2 separate regions of the Homo sapiens genome follow, and region 1 is linked to region 2. The links are chromatin loops, found by intact Hi-C in ENCODE. Cell type or tissue: thyroid gland. All regions are shown on one strand. Links, peaks and the distances in the headings refer to the core of each region. The heading gives the core; the rest is flanking DNA. Region 1 has its middle 110 kb from the start of FOXN3-AS2. Region 2 has its middle 5.4 kb from the start of FOXN3-AS1.

The links. Hi-C counts contacts between places; a loop is a spot of excess contacts. Peaks named below come from ENCODE experiments on the same cell type or tissue, not always from the same donor. Only the 100,000 strongest peaks of a DNase experiment are listed, where the experiment ranks them.
Region 1: a loop joins it to region 2, with 2.4 times the contacts of the local background. A loop is called at or near these places in 2 of 110 quality-filtered maps.

What each region holds. Positions count from the first base shown.
Region 1 is chr14:89,681,912-89,687,293 of GRCh38, reverse strand. No RefSeq gene overlaps it. Among named protein-coding and RNA genes, the nearest start is that of FOXN3-AS2, 110 kb to the right of the region's middle. In thyroid gland, for the core only: no CTCF peak of the experiment used is centred there; no DNase peak of the experiment used is centred there.
Region 2 is chr14:89,420,097-89,425,478 of GRCh38, reverse strand. It overlaps a transcript of FOXN3 not described here. Among named protein-coding and RNA genes, the nearest start is that of FOXN3-AS1, 5.4 kb to the right of the region's middle. RefSeq lists an enhancer at 37-651. In thyroid gland, for the core only: no CTCF peak of the experiment used is centred there; DNase peaks (open chromatin) are centred at 2,658 and 3,208; H3K27ac peaks cover 679 bases.

The DNA.
Region 1 (5,382 bases), core at 74-5,073, 260 kb before region 2:
TAAGACGTTCCTTTCACTTTCTGCCATGATTGTGAGACCTCCCCAGCCATGTAGAGCTGTGAGTCCATTAAACCTCTTTCCTTTATAAATTACCCCCAGTCTCAGGTATGTCTTTATCAGCAGCATGAAAACAGACTAATACACTACCTCTATCCTTAGGACAGTAACTGACGTATGGTATAACTCAATCAAAATTTGCTAAATGAACAACTGCATGAAAGAATGAAATAGATATTCAAAGAAGGAAAGGAAAAAAGGTAGCAGTGGTAAGCAGGTTTCACAAAGTAAGAAACAAGAAGAGCCAACACATCCAAACAATTTAAACAGGGAGAAGCCCTGAAATGAAATCTATTTTTCAGTCTTCACTGAGAGAGCTGCTGTACAGATTCTTGCCCAAAGTATATGTCAGTGCTGAGTGGTCACAGTCCCAGTTAAAACTGTGAAATGTGGAAGCGTTGAGAGCCACATCTAAGCATTCAGTTATAGCAACTTCATTTAAATACAGGAAAAGCCGTGTTTTCCAGAAACTTAACCCAGAAAAAGTTCTAGGAAAAAAAAAAATCTATTTTTGTTATTTTTAAATGGAAATTTTCAAGTGAACACACTGTCCCATACAGAAGCAAATCTATCTGAGGGATCTGTAGCCATGGAAAAGCATGTGGATGGCAAGAGCAAAGACTGACTTACTGGATGGTGGCTTTGGCAGCAAATGTTTTCTTTTCCCCAAAATGGTTTCTCCTCTTTCCCTTCTCCTAGAACTTGAAATACCCTCCATAAGAAAGCCAGTTTTGGGCCAGGTGTAGTGGCTCATACCTGTGATGCCAACACTTTGGGAGGTTGAGGTGGGAAGACCAGCTTGGATGACATAGTGAGACCCTGTCTCTACCAAGAAAAAAAAATTAGTCTGGTGTGGTGGCACATGCTGTAGTCCCAGTAACTCAGGAGGCTGGTACAAGAGGATCATTTGTGCCCAAGAGTTCAAGGCTACAGTGAGCTATGATCACACCACTGCACTCCAGCCTCAGCAACAGAACAAGACCCCATTTCCAAAATAAAGCCAGGGTTTTTTTTGGAGGTTGTCATTACATTTCTAGGAACTGTTCACATTCAACTAAAGTTCATTAAATTAACTTTTATTGGTGACTACATATACTTAGATAGCTATTATATTATAATACATATCACCCTTATACTAATTAAAGAAAAGAGGGTAAGTTTTGATGAAATAACATGTATGAATGGTCTAAACCTTCCTTCACATTGCTATTGAAATTCTCCTAGAATACAGAGCTGATTATATCACACCCCTGCTCAAATGCTTTTGATAACGTTTTATCTCCTATGGAATAAATATCAAATTCGTTAATGTAAGGGATATTTATTTGGCTTACCCAAACAGGAATGCTCTCTGCCCTATCTCGCCTCACTTCAACCATCTGGTTAGAAAGAAAATTCTCTCAAGCATTTTTACAGGACAAGAGGACAAAGACCATGCTGGTTTATTCGATGTCTTATTTAAAAATGTGAAAGAATTCATAGAATCATAGTGACCAAAAAAAGGGTCACTCTCATCGCCATCTTGGTTTTGGTGGGTTTTAGCAAGCTTCTTGACTGCAACCTGTTTTATCAGCAAGGTCTTTATGACCTGTGTCTTGTGCTGACCTATCTCATTCTGTGACTTAGAATGCCATAACCATCTGAGAATGGAGCCCAGTGGTCTCAGATTCATTTTACCCAGCTCCTATTCAAGTTGGAATTGCTTGGTTCAAACGCCTCTGACCTTTCCCTCCTCCCTTTTATAAAAGAATTCTTAATCCTAAGGGTTGCAGAAGGATGAAGATCCATCTTCTGTAACTTCTTCAGGCTGATAGGGGCAATGATATTCCTGCCTAACTATTGGGTCTTTTGTATTCAGGGTAGAGAGGAGCTCCGTCAGAAAGCATCAGTATGTTGAGGGCCATTCATAACTTTGAGTTCTGACCAAAGGTGATATCCGGAAGATTAATAAGTGTTCAGATTAATAAAACATTTGGTAAACTTATCCTGCATTCCTACACAGAAAGTACAACAGCAATATATTCCACAACAGTAAAACAAAATAAGTAATATTATCCCAAGCAAACTAAATAAGAAGGCCTTTCATGAACTGGGAAACTGTTGGAACCAAGCTGATATGGGGTTGCTAGCTGATTCCAATATGTGCCAAAATTAGAATATTGATCCTGTTTTTTGTTTTTTACATTACACAACCCCTTTGTTTCTTCTAAGCTGCAATCACAGATCACTGATTGGTTCACATGAGTAAGCAGGGTCAGTCTAAATCGCAGGAAAAAAATTCAAAAACAACTGACGAGACTAGAATCTAATAACAGGTGTACCTGTTCTTGAAACACAATTTTCTCTTTCCGGTTTCTCATTTTTACTAAAAGACAAATTGTGGTAAGACAGATTTGCTTTATTATACTTGGCCCAATTATTTGTATAAAGTGCAGCGAGAATAATTATTTTTCATATAGGCTTTTAAAATTGGCTTTGATGGAACTCTGTTCCATAAGGAATCTTAGATAAGACTTTTTTTTAAAGCTGAGCCCAGTCATAGGTTTATACCCTTAAATACCTATGAGCTGAATAAATTCCTCTCCTCTTGAGGTCTTAAAGTAACTTGAGGCTCCTGACCCTGTGGTAATTCTTTACTTACCACAGGTCAGGAACCCTGTACAGGGCCTGTGTAGTCAAGGTATGAGGCCAGTTTTCCCAAAGGGCTTTTATTGGCTCTGTAAGTCAAATTTGATTCCTTAAAGGAAAGCACACCATTCTAGTTTAAGCCTTGGTAAAATAGCCAGTTTCTCCAATTCTGTCCTATTGCAAAAGAAAACAGATTCTTATTGCACTTATGCGAATAACTATGTGCCATAAGTTAAGAATACTCACAAACAGTTTTCAATTCTGGAGAAATCAGGTAGACAGAAACAAATATGCTTCAAATTTTGACAGAATTATACATTACTCAATTGTTAAATGCTGTCAATATTTCAGAAGAAAAGTTTCCTTGACTCCAAAGTTGGCCAATCAGTGCTACAGTCTAGTTCTTTGGGTCGGGGGTCTCCTCAGTATCGTCCCTTCAGGGTTTGACAGAAAGATGTTACCGGAAAGGGGTCCCGATCCAGACCCCAAGAGAGGGTTCTTGGAAAGTGCACAAGAAAGAATTTCAGGTGAATCCATAGAGTAAAGTGAAAGCAAGTTTATTAAGAAAGTAAAGGAGGCCAAGTGTGGTGGCTCCTGCCTGTAATCTCAGTGCTTTGGAAGACTGAGGTGGGCAGATTACTTGAGGTCAGGAATTCAAGACCAGCCTGGCCAACATGGTGAAACCACATCTCTATTAAAAATACAGAAATTAGCCAGGGATGGTGGTGTGTACCTACAATCCCAGCTACTTGGGAGGCTGAGGCATGAGAATCACTTGAACCTGGGAGGCAGAGGTTGCAGTGAGCCGAGATGGCACTACTGCATTCCAGCCTGGGCAACAGAGCAAGACTCTGCCAAAAAAATAAAATAAAATAAATAAGTAAGTAAAGAAATACAGAATCCCTACTCATATTTCAAAGCCCAATTACAAAACCACCAAATATTTTCCTTGCCCCAAAACAAACCTGAGGCACCTCACGAAGCCTGTGTTCGTGTATATCCCAGTGTTTATTGGGCTTCACCTATATGCTGGGCACTGGGCCTTCCCAGGTCTCGAAAGTCAATTTCCCATGAGTTCCCACAGCTCTCTATTTATATATTTTGTAACCTAGGTTTTCCAGGGCATGCAGACGTGGAGTAATAACAGAGTCACAAAAGCCATCACAGGACTAGAGCTAGGACTAGGACAGGACTAGAGCATTTCTAATGCTTTTTAGAGCATCTCTAAAAAGAGAAATGCTCTAGTCCTGTCCATACCTGCGACTGTGAGAACATTTCCATCCAGTTCCCTTTGCCCAGGGAAGCATTTTATAACCCCTCAGACTACCTTAACACCCCTTTATGCTTTCTCGATCCTGTACTTTTCCTTTATAGGACTTAACCAATTAAGTCATCACTGATACAAGTATAAGTAACCTCTGTTTGCCCCAAGCAGACCAAAGACATTTGGGGCAGCGGCTAGTGTCTGACTGGTTGGTCATTGTATGTCCAGCATCTAGCCCAGTGCCCAGCACATAGGTAATGCTCAATAAACCTTGGGAGCATAAATGAACACAGGCTCCATGAAGCACCTCAGGCTCATTGATCCACATAAACCCTACCTTTAGTGTGTCTCATTTTCCTCCCTCATGTTCAGCGACCTGTGATGCCCCCATTGCTGTGAGGATGAGATTGCCAACATCTTCTGAAGAGAAGCCTTTCAAAGGAGCTTCTAACTTCTGAGGCCACCAAGATGCTGTTGATGGTCACAATGGCAGACATACATTGTCCCCTCGTATGTCTTCTTTGATCCGACTTCTGGTTGGACTGTCCAGCTGCTTAAAACACTATATTAGTGCCATGTCCATATGGACTCCAAAAATAACCCAAAGAGAGAAGGAAACCATTCTACCAGCAAGGGAACCATGAGACCTTGGGTACTGGATACCCAATGGACAGGCTACTGATGGAAAGATTTTGTCCATTTGGGCCTCTTCCCTTAAGACTCAGGGATGTGGCCAAAAGCCAGGTAGTCTCAATCTGTCTCATCTACTCTGACCTGAAGCACTGAATTGGCAATGATCTTATATGTCTCATTTCCCTCACAATTTCTGCTTCCCAAAAGTCACATCAACTTCTACCAGGCGTACCCCACAGAGACCTCCAGGCATTCTGAGACAAGGCCTCTCCTAAGGACATTTTTCAGGTTTCATGACACACTATCATAACACTTAATACACTCAGTGTATCAACCCTAGATTTTATTTTATTTTATTATTTATTAATTTTTGGAGACAGAGTCTCTGTTCCCCAGGCTGGAGTGCAGTGGCATGATCATAGCTCACTGCAGCCTCAAACTCCTGGACTCAAGTGATCTTCCTGCTCCAGCCTCCCAAGTAGCTGGGACTACAGATGTGCACCACCACGCCTGGCTAATTTTTAAAAACTTTATTTAAAGACAGAGTCTCACTATGTTGTACAGGCTGGTCTCAAACTCCTGGCTGGCCTCAAGCCATCCTCTCGCCTTGGCCTCCCAAAGTGCTGGGATTACAGGCGTGAGCCACCACGCCCAGCCTGTTTGCTAGATTTTAAATTCCTTTAAGAAAGTTCTCATGTCTTGTTTATCATTGTGTCTCTCTTTCTCACTTGCCGTGGTCTCCCATCCCCCAGTACCTAGCCCAGGCTTGCACATTCTAGTTGCTTAATAAATATTTGTTG
Region 2 (5,382 bases), core at 194-5,193:
GGAGAATCACTTGAACCCAGGAGGCAGAGGTCGCGGTGAGCCGAGATTGAGCCATTGCACTCCAGCCTGGGCAACAGAGCAGGACTCTGTCTCAAAAACAAAACAAAACAGGCCAGGCGCAGTGGCTCATGCCTGTAATCCCAGCACTTTGGGAGGCCAAGGTGGGTGGATCACGAGGTCAGGAGTTCAAGACCAGCCTGGCCAACATGGTGAAACCCCGTCTCTACTGAAAATACAAACAATAGCTGGGTATGATGGCATGTGCCTGTAATCCCAGCTACTTGGGAGGCTGAGGTGGGAGAATTGCTTGAACCAGGACCCGGGAGGCAGAGGTAGCAGTGGGCCAAGATCGTGCCACTGCATTCCAGCCTGGGCTGCAGAGTGACACTCTGTCTCAAAAAAAAAAAAAAAAAAAAGAAAAGAAAACAAAACAAAACACAACAAAAAAAAGTCAGCTGTACATAAAATGAGTTCAAGAACTGAGAGAGGTGATCTCCTCTTGTATCAGATAAGCATCACGAATATCCCTGGGGCAGGAGAAGCATTAGTAGCTCTGGTCATGTGGGGTAACTCAGCTGGGCACAGATTTTCTATCAGATCTGAAAAATAAAAATAACTTGTAACCACATTTAGTGGCATGATCACGGCTTACTGTAGCTTCAACCTCCAGGGCTCAAGTGAACCTCCTACCTTAGCCTCCTGAGTAGCTGGGACTATAGGCACGTGCCACCATGCCTGGCTAATTTTTCTATTTTTTTTTTTTTTGTAGAGTCATAGATCTCCCTATGTTGTCAGGCTGGTCTTGAACTTCTAGGCTCAAGCAATCCCCAGCCTCGACCTCCCAAAATGTTAAGATTATAGGTGTGAGCCACCGCACCTGCCTTCCCCCACAAATTCTTAATTCAAGAGTATTTTGAACTCTTGAATCTTGGAACCTGCGTAAGAGTTTGTAGAGAAAGTTTGATATTCAAAACCTATAAACCAAAAGACTTCCCACGGCCAGACAATAGACCTCATAACACAGGATATAATGTTTGTTGTACTTAGCAATTCTCCTGTTTGCTCAGAGCACCAGGCTTTTCAGAAGGGGATCGTTTTGTCCCTCCTGATTGAAAAGATCACAGAATGCTTTAATTTTGTGAAGCGCTTTGCCAACATATTCATTTTCCCCTAAACTCTTACTTTATGAAATCTTTGCAAATTGTTTCACACGTACAGTCTCTGAGAATGTGAAAATGATTCAGAAAAGGGAAAGCCTCACTTAAAACTACTGGAAAATGCAAATGAAAGGGAACAAAGGGAACATGGCCCCACTGTGCCCCACAGAATGTAATAATATGCCTCTGGCCTCTTATTTCAGCAATTTCCAAGTTTTTGTGATTTTAAACAACGTCCCAGCAAAATCCTCCTAAATACATTGTTGCTTCCTTCAGTTAATTTATTCAATACATATTTATTGAGTGTCTTCTGCCAGGCATAAATGCCAGGTGTGCACTGCTGAATCTAATAGGCTGGAGTCCTGCTTTCCTGGGGTTTATTGCCTCTTCCCAGTAGTCAGTCTGGTGGGGAAGTTAACTCTCTTATAGGATCTCCCAAGGATAAATTCCTAGAAGTTGGAAATTTAGGATCAGTGGCTGTCCGTGCTCACTGAAATTTTAATTTGTTTTGCGACTGTCCTCTTGAAAAGTTATACCACTTCCCACCAGTGCCTTCAACCAACATTGGCATGGTTAGTTCTTTTAAGTCTCTGCCATTCTGATAGATGAAATGAGATATCACAATTGCTTTAATTTGCATTTCTTTGATTTTTACAGTTTTGAGCGTCTTTTCATGGGGATAGTCTCATTTTTGTTTCTCTTTTTGTGAATTTGCCCCTTTTCTTATTAGAGTGATAATTTTTTTCTCATTGAGTTGTAAGATTTATAAATTTAAAATATTAACCCTGTTTTCATCTGCATGTCCAATATTTCATTTGTTTTTAAATTTTATTTATGACCCCTGATTTTACACACAATTCTAAATTGGTATGCAGTCTAATATGTCAAGATTTTCATTTTGATTTGTTGGCTTAATAAAAATAGTGTTCACTAAGTGCCAGAGCCCTGTTTTATGTTCCTTACAAAGATTAATTTATTTAATCTTCACAACAGTCCTATGAAGTGAAAACTAGGTAGATAGAAAGAAGTTAAGAACCTTGACTGAGGTTAACCTGCTAGTAAGTGGTAAGATCAGAGTACGAACCTAGTCTGTGTCTAACCACTGCGCCTCCCCACTACTGGTCTTGGTATTAGACTCTGTGTGTGTGTTTGCTTATTTGTGGTTGCTTTATAAATGCTCATAGACCTACTCCTCCCTGAGGGCAGGTGCCGTGTCTTCTGTTTCTCCTGGCCTCTTCCCAGTCCCCTCCACTCTTCACTGGGTATAGAGGAGCTAGATGCTTACTTGTTGACGGAATTAATTGAGTAAATCTGGATTCTAGATCATCGGCTCACACTTGTGTTTATGCTCAAAGAGGAGTTGACAGGTTCTATATTTCCATTTTGCCTCCAGCAGCCGGCTTGACAAGCTCAGGTTTGGCGAGGGCACCTGAGCTGATGAACTTCACCCTACCAGTTCAGCTGTACTTTCCCTTACTACACACCCTGCTTCCCTCTTAAAGTAAGCCTGGCTGCATTCCCTGCTGGAGAAATTCTAATAAGCCCTTTCCCAGGCTCCACCCTTCAGAATCTGTCAAGTAAACAGCAAGAAGGCACAAAAGGAAAATCCCAAGAGACGGTGACCAGAAAGTTCAAATGATGTTTGACCAAGACTTTACACACACCAAGATGTTAAGGGTCTTCCAGCCGAGGGGCGCCGTCTCTTTTCCACAGCGGGAAAGTGAGGAGTTTTTTTACTCTTACAAACAGCGTTCTCAGACCTTATCTCAAAGAGACTCTTAGTCAACCCATGATTAAGGAGTTATCTTTGAACATAATCTCCCCCTCTCTTCTCATATTCAATCATTTGACAAATCCTCTTGGTTCTTCCTTTGAAGACTGTCTTGCGTTCATTTGTTCCAGTCTCACTGACTCTTCTGATTCACTTGGTCTTGAAGTGGGTCCACAGACCAGCAGCCTCACCTGGGAGCTTGTGAGAGATTCACATCCTCAAGCCCAGCCCACACCTCCCCAACCAGAAACTCTGGGGGTGGGCCCTGCAGTTTGTGTTTTAACAAGCCCTTCAGGTAATTCCTATGCATACACGAGTTTGAGAACCACTGCTCCAGTGGACGCCCCCTCAACCCCCTTATAACATTATAAATGTAATGGGCCAGGTGCGGTGGCTTATGCCTGTAATCCCAGCACTTTGGGAGGCCGAAGCCGGAAGATTGCTTGAGACCAGGAGTTTGAGACCAGCCTGGGCAAAATAGCGAGACCCCATCTCTACAGAAAAATTAGCCTGGCATGGTGGCATGCGCCTGTAGTCCTGGCTACTTGGAGGCTGAGGAAGGAGGATTGTTTGAGTCTAGGAGTTCGAGGCTGCAGTGAGTTACGATTGCACCACTGTGCTCCAGCCTGGATGACAGAGCCAGACTCTGTCAAATAAATTAATGTATATATGTATGTATATATGTAATGGGTGTTTATTGTAGACCATTTGAAAAATAGCGGGGCCCAGCACGGTGGCTCGCGCCTGTAATCCCAGCACTTTGGGAGGCTGAGGCGGGCAGATCACCTGAGGTTGGCAGCTCGAGACCAGCCTGACCAACGTGGAGAAACCCCGTCTCTACTAAAAAAATACAAAAATTAGCCGTGCGTGGTGGTGCATGCCTGTAATCCCACCTACTCGGGAGGCTGAGGCAGGAGAATTGCTTGAACCCCAGAGGCAGAGGCTGCAGTGAGCCAAGATGGCGCCACTGCACTCCAGCCTGGCCAACAAGAGCAAAACTCCATCTCAAAAAAAAAAAAAAATTTCCCTGGGTGGAAACACCATAAACCAATTGCCCACACGGACAATTGCACGATTTCACATGAATTCTCAGCAATATGTTTGGCCTGGTGCAGTGGCTCATGCCTGTAGTCCCAGCACTTTGGGAGGCTGAGGCAGGCGGATCACCTGAGGTCAGGAGTTCAAGACCAGCCTGACCAACATGGAGAAACCCCGTCTCTATAAAAATACAAAATTAGCCAGGTGTGGTGGTGCATGCCTATAATCCCAGCTACTCGGGAGGCTGGGGCAGGAGAATCACTTGAACCTGGGAGGTGGAGGTTGCAGTGAGCCGAGATTGTGCCATTGCACTCCAGCCTGGGCAACAAGAGCAAAACTCTTGTCTCAAAAAAAAAAAAAAAAAAAAGAAAGAAAGAAAATATGGACAAGTATGAAAGAAGCACACAAAAAAGAAGTATCCCATAACTCTAACATTCAGAAGGAACCACTATTTTAGCCTTTTTTCCCCAATTTTTTTTTTTCTTAAACAGTCTTCATTCTGTTTTGTATGAATTACTGCAATGATTTCTGAGTTGTTCTGCTGGTTTTTGATCTTCCAGTTTCTCTCTTCCTCTCCCGAAATTCATCTTGGATCCACCATCCCCATTTATCTTTTTTTTTTTTTTTAATTCGTATCTCTGATAATACAACTTCTGGGCTCAAAAATATTCAGTGAGCCACCTTTGCCCTCTGACCTTAACACATATAAATTGCTCACCCTGCTATTCAAGGAGTTTGGTGATATGATGCTTGCACTCTTACCCACTAATCTGTGTGCTCTTTAGGGACAAAGACCGTCTATCTCTGGCAGCTAACACAATGCCATGCACTTGGTAGGCACTCAGCAAATATTTGTTCAGTGAATGAGTTCCTCTTCTACTACAATCAAGTCAGATTTGGTAATTCTGTGCCATCGATTTCTCTTGGAACAGCAGTTTGTAAGCAAAATCATCCCCTTGTGCTTTCTCAAAATACACATATCCAGGCACCATCCTAGAAGACTCTAGTTGGTTAGGTGTGGCTTCTGGATGGTTCTGATGGGCATCCCCAGGTGAGAAGCTCAGGTCAAGAACACCCCTTCCCCATTTCCACAGGTTAAACAGCAACCCACCCTTATTAGATATCCCACTTCCAAAGTCATCTCCCCTCCCTTCCCCAGATGTTTCACCATGTCCCTTGTCTCAGCTGTTAGCAGTAGGGAGTGGTGGGGGGCCATGCGCGTAGGGGAGTCATGTGACTCAGGCTAGGCCAATCGCACTATTTCCCTGAGAAGTTAAACTATGTCATGGAAGGCTTGAGGCAGTTCAAAGGTGGTGGGTGCTAAAAGTCAGAAGGCCTCAGGGCTTGCTGCTGGCAGCCCTGTGTGGTTATCATTGAGCAGAGGAAGCCAACCTGCAGGGTAGAGAGTGGAGTCAC